Regions from separate parts of the Homo sapiens genome. Here region 1 is linked to region 2. A link is a loop called in an ENCODE intact Hi-C map of the cell type or tissue named here. Cell type or tissue: mammary epithelial cell. All regions are shown on one strand. Links, peaks and the distances in the headings refer to the core of each region. The heading gives the core; the rest is flanking DNA.

Evidence for each region. Hi-C counts contacts between places; a loop is a spot of excess contacts. Peaks named below come from ENCODE experiments on the same cell type or tissue, not always from the same donor. Only the 100,000 strongest peaks of a DNase experiment are listed, where the experiment ranks them.
Region 1: a loop joins it to region 2, with 10 times the contacts of the local background. A loop is called at or near these places in 2 of 110 quality-filtered maps.

The regions. Positions count from the first base shown.
Region 1 is chr15:85,503,742-85,506,659 of GRCh38, reverse strand. All of the region lies in intron 2 of AKAP13 (A-kinase anchoring protein 13), which reads right to left. Among named protein-coding and RNA genes, the nearest start is that of AKAP13, 120 kb to the right of the region's middle. In mammary epithelial cell, for the core only: a CTCF peak has its summit at 1,387 (motif pointing right); no DNase peak of the experiment used is centred there.
Region 2 is chr15:85,413,344-85,416,261 of GRCh38, reverse strand. All of the region lies in intron 1 of AKAP13 (A-kinase anchoring protein 13), which reads right to left. It also overlaps the pseudogene FABP5P9. Among named protein-coding and RNA genes, the nearest start is that of AKAP13, 34 kb to the right of the region's middle. RefSeq lists enhancers at 611-1,110, 2,450-2,744, 2,619-2,918, 1,966-2,918. In mammary epithelial cell, for the core only: CTCF peaks have their summits at 1,011 and 1,596 (motif pointing right); a DNase peak (open chromatin) is centred at 2,601; H3K27ac peaks cover 1,883 bases.

The DNA.
Region 1 (2,918 bases), core at 181-2,680, 90 kb before region 2:
CCTCAATGAAGTATGAGCTCTCCTACCCTAACTCTCCTTATCTATCTTGCCCTGCTTTATTTTTTCCATAGCATCATTTACTTTCTGACACGTATTTATTCATGTATGTCTATTTAATACATTATATATTATACCTATATGTATATATAAAATTCTAAAAGCATGTATTTATGTATTTATCTGAGTTCCCCTTTCCTCCCAACTGTTACGTAAGCTTCCTGAGAGGTGGGACCATATTTGTTTTATTCAATGCTACATCATTGCCTAAAGGTATGTCTCGTTGTTCTAGGTGCTCAATAAATGTTGGCCAAATGAATGCACGAATTCCTTTCTGGTCTCTCTTTCTGTAAACAATCTTTCTTTTTTTGTTGTTTTTGAGATGGAGTCCCGCTCTGTTGCCCAGGCTGGAGTGCAGTGGCACAATCTCAGCTCACTGCAACCTCCACTTCATGGGTTCAAGCAATTCTCCTGCCTCAGTCTTCCCAGTGGCTGGGATTACAGGTGCCCGGCTAATTTTTCTGTATTAGTAGAGACGGAGTTTCACCATGTTGGCCAGACTGGTCTTGAACTCCTGACCTCAAGTGATCCGCCCACCTCCTCGGTCTCCCAAAGTCCTGGGATTATAGGCATGAGCCACCACGCCCGGCCTGACAATCTTTCTACAATTCATCTTAAATACTTAAGATGACTGGATGAGAAATTAATTAAAAGATCTAGAGTCTAATGGTCTGGGTATGCCAAATTTTTAGCTCAGTTGCCCTTAAGAAGTCACTTAAAATATAACTAAAATTCAAAAAGACTAATGACAAGAAGAGCACCTAACAGCTTCACCCTTATTTATTTAACCTAGGGGCTTTTCCTATATCTGTCTCAGCAGGAAAATACTAAGATAGTATCCACATCCCTCAAAATAAAACGCATTCTTGAAACTAGCCAACAAAGCCATTTTTATAAATCTTTCTTTAAAAGACACCTCAAAGTATCTCATGCAACACGAATAGAAATCCACCAAGAAATTTATCGACTTTTACATAAAGTCATTCCAGATAAAGACTTAGGTTGACTTCACTGTTAGAAAATATTAAAGAATTTTATTTGGCATTTAAGGTTACTTTTTATTTAAACTAGGCTAATCTTTTGCCCAATAAAGATACTGGCCAATGAAATCCCTATAACCTGTCTTCTTTTTTAATCAGGTTGTGTGTATTCTCCTGCCAAAACCATACCCCTTTCTCAATGCCAACACAAAACTATTATTTTAAATACTACTACCAGTCATAGCCCAAATTCATACTGTCTTCCAGCTTCATAATTTTGCAACACTAAGATACAGGATAATTCTTAAAGATGTCCAGGCACCACCTATTTGGTCCATTAAAACAAAGCCAGCAGATGGCGCTCAATAAATCTACTCAAGTTCTGTGTCTATGGAGTAGTTTTAGAGATTGTTCTAACAGGGATTTCAGACAGAAAAGAAATTAAAACTACTCAAGTTTGGATATAATTTAATGTATGGTCCCTTTAATGAGAAGTATTCCTTAAAAGGAAGAGAGTGTTGAAAAATTGTAAGAGTGTAAGTTCTTCTTGTTTCAATGTACAATTCTCCCTCTCAAGTCTATTTTTGTCCAGCAAAGCTAAATTGTTCAGATGGTGCTGGCTTTCAAACACATGTGCGCACACACACACAGAGAGTGAGAGCAAAAGAGAGGGAGAGAGAGAGAGATGGGAGAGAGGGGGAGAGGGGGAGAGGGTGCGAGGGAGAGCAAGAGCGAGAGAGCAAGAGAGAGAGAGCGAGAAAGAGCAAGCGAGAGTGTCTCTACCTCTGAAAAATGTTTCACAACTCTCTGGAAGTGGTAGAATTATTAATTAGGTCAATACTTAAAGAGACATTCTCTCTTTTGCTAACAAAACCATATATTTGGCTAAAATGCAGACATGTAAGGATTTTTTTTTTTTTTTTTTTTTGGAGACAGGGTGTTGGGCCCTGTCACCCAGGCTGGAGTACAGTGGTGCGACCATGGCTCACTGCAGCTTCGATCTTCCAGGCTTGAGCAACCCTCCTGTCTCAGCCTCCCAAATAGCTGGGACTATAAATGCACGCCACCATGCCTGGCTAATTTTTTCTTTTTTTTTTTTTTTTTTTTTTTTTTTTTTTTGTAAAGACAGGGTCTCACCACATCGCATAGGCTGGTCCTGAACTCCTGGGCTTAAGCTATCCTCCCACTTCAGCCTCCCAAAGTGCTGGGATTACCAGCACGAGCCACTGCGCCCAGCCTGTATTAATTCTCCATAAAAATTTAATGAAAGAGTTAGAAGTGATTAGCTAAAATCAATCTCTCTGGCTCCTCATTCCTCGCTCCTTCCCCTCTCCTCTCTCCTCTCCCAGAGAGCAGATGGTTGAAGATTATACTCGGCTACTTTGTTGCTGATTGAAAAGGTGACATTCTGTCATTAAAATCTGAAGATCTGACTTCTGCTCTCACCTATATCTTACAGTTATTCACCTAGCTTTCTTGGTTATTTATTATCCTCAGTTCTCTTGTTTTTCTCCAAAGTCATCAATTAAGTTGGGACTCCAGGCTTCTAAGCTGGCCTCCACACACTGGGAAGCACAGAGTCTCCAAAATACAATCTGATCAAGCTACTCTCCTGATAAAGCCCTATGCCTGAGCATGTCCCTTCAACACACAGCACACAAAGCCCCCAACAAACCTAGCCCTCACTGACCCCTCCAGCATCATCTCCCTCACAGAGCCTCTCCTCAAACACTTTGCTACAAGTATACCAAGCCCCTGAGAATTCATGAACACATGTTCAAGGCTCACTCTTCCTACCTGTCTCACTACTCGGCCATGCTGCTCCCTTTATCTGTCACACTGATGATTAGAGCGAGAGAGTAAAGCATGAAATACAATGCC
Region 2 (2,918 bases), core at 166-2,665:
TCCCCAAGAACCTGGCACAGTGCTAAACATAAACTGCACAATGAATAGAGGTATTTAACTAAATATTATGTGTCCATTTATGCAAATACATAGTACAATAAACTCTACAATTATAAAAGAGTAACCTATTCTTTAATGCTCTCAAAATTTTAGAATGTCCTTCCCTCCTTGACTCCTCAAAGCAAATATAGTTGCTCCATCCTTCTGTGCTCCCATCTCACTTCATTCGAATCTTCCCATTGACATTTACCATACTGACTCATTATTCTTCTATTTACAAATCTGCCTTGATCCATGAAAACTGAGCTCTAGGGGTTATGCGTACTGAACCACCAGGCTTTAAGTGCACCAGCTCTCTCATAAACCTCCCATTATTTTTTAAAAGATAATCATCAATATACACATCTCATTTTTTTTATTAGCACAAACACATTTATTTATTAACCAAAGGGATGATCCTAATTAATCCAACACACTTTGAAATAGCTGTATGTAAAATGTTTGGGATAAAGATAATTGAACACAGTAATGAAAAAAAAAAAAAAAGAAACGGTATGGAGATTTGCTCATTGAACTGAGCTTGGTCATTCTCTTAGTTAACTCCTGTCCAAAGTGATGATGGAATTTTTATTCTACTTTTTCATAGATCCGAGTACAGGTGACACTGTTCATGACACAGTCCACCACTAATTTCCCATCTTTCAATTTTCTTCTTATTGTGTTTTCCTTCCCATCCCACTCCTGATGTTGAACCAATGCACCATCTGTAAAGTTGCACACAGTCTGAGTTTTTCTGCCATCAGCTGTGGTTTCTTCAAACTTCTCTCCCAGGGTACAAGAAAACTGTGTTGTTTTCAAAGTGCTCTCGGTTTTTATGGTGAGGTTTTTGCCATCACAAGTGATGATACAATCTGGCTTGGCTATTGTGTCCATTTTTCGCAAAGCTATTCCCACTCCTAGCTCCTTCACATATTCATCAAAGCCTCTGCTGTCCACCAGGCGCCATCTTCCTTCCAGCTGCTGAACTGTGGCCATGAGGGGTGCGGGCGAGCTGGCGTGCAGAGCGGGGTCTGCGTCGGCGTGGCAGCGTGCTGTCACATCTCATTTTTTTTTAAAGGTATTTCCCTCTGAAACTCCTGGGATGCTGTTACTAATTATAGAAAAATTATGAATTTTCAGAGTAACTTCACTACCACCCCAAACCTGAGAGCAAAATTTAAGAAACAAACCACTCCAACATAGAAAACCCAACCAAAACAGTTGACAGGTCACACTTTCTCACATTCTGAAGTTACACTTAGGTGATTTTCTCCCATCCTAAAGCACCAATTGCATATAACAATCCCAGAATCCATTTTAGAAAACAGAATACTAACCCTCCTCCCAGACCATTTTAGTCACATCCAGTCATATACTTCTTTAATACAAGGCAAAGCCTAAGACAAGAGAAGGCATTAGGCAAATGTCAATGGTCTCTCCTTAAAGCTAGGACATCTCAATTTGTCATTTGCTCAAAGAGACTTTGAAAAAGAAACAAGAACAAATTAACTATTCATCTTAGAAATGCATCCACACCAGGAGAAGGCACTCTAACATAAGAATTAACAAAACATGTAGTCTACCAACTTCCTTATCTTATTTTGGAGCTCCCTCACCCTTTTCAAATTATACACATAAAGGAACACTCTGTACCTATACCATATGTATTAATACCAAGAGGATTTTTTCCCATCTTCATTCTCTATATCATCATCTAAATCTCACTACCCCTCATTTTTGTGTATGTATAGAAACCTTGTTAATTATCACCAGAATACAAAGCTATTGACTAGTTCAGAAGTGAAAAAAGAAAGCACGGTGGTCTTATTCCTCTTGGATTTTTTTTTACTGTGCTACTATTCATAAGTTCTCATTTTGTTTGTCCCTCATTTTCAAAAACCCTTCACACAATCAGCAATTCAATTCTACCACAAAACATGTATTAGAAATGAATAGGCAATCTTTACAACAGTTTAAATTTGCCCCGTCAAAGCCTGTTTACAGAATACAAATCTGAAAGACAAGTACCAATTATACACAGGCCACAATAGTGCTGAAAAAAAGGAAGACTGGTTTCAAGAGACAGTATGAACATCGGAGAAAAATCTGGGAATAACACATAAGTTAAACATGACGAAAAACCTTAAAAAGAGTTACACCTTTTTTCCTCTGCTTTTCAGGCTATAACAGGTACTCTCATTTCCATTTCCACTGAGGTGGTAAAAAAGGTTGGAGAAAACAATGAAAGTTGAATGAGTATAAAAAAGTATAATTAAAATATACATATATTCTTTAATAGAGGAGTATAATGGATAATGTAAATAAAGCTGTTCATATAAATTTCAAAATACATGTACCAAGACAATTTTAAAGTAGCTGTCTATGTAATATAAAGTTGAGTTAGTAGGGCACGTGGGATACTGTGAATATAAATGCTTCTGAGGCGCTCTCAATCAACAAACCCACCAAGCAGAAACAACTATTGTGCTAAGAATCCTAACAAGGGCCTGAGAACACACTGCGATCTCACCGTCCGGAGCTGAAACCGTGATGACACATGTTCCTGTGCAGGGTGCCTGGGTTGAGTCACTTCCCCTCTCTGAATCTCTACTTTCATGTTTGCTTTTTCAGTCACCTGATGCTTGCAGCACAATAACCCAAAAGCCAGGGGTCAGGGCAATGGTGCTATTCTCTTCACCTTCACCTGACTTCAACTCCATCCCCACTTCCTTGTCTCCCAATGGGAAAACTCCTGAAAATAACATTTTCAGACAATCTAAAGTTTCTATACCCCTGAATGAAATGAAAGAACTAGCATAAGCAACGACAACTGAACTACAGCCATCCTGAAAAATCTCTCCAACCTTGAGCTAGATTCA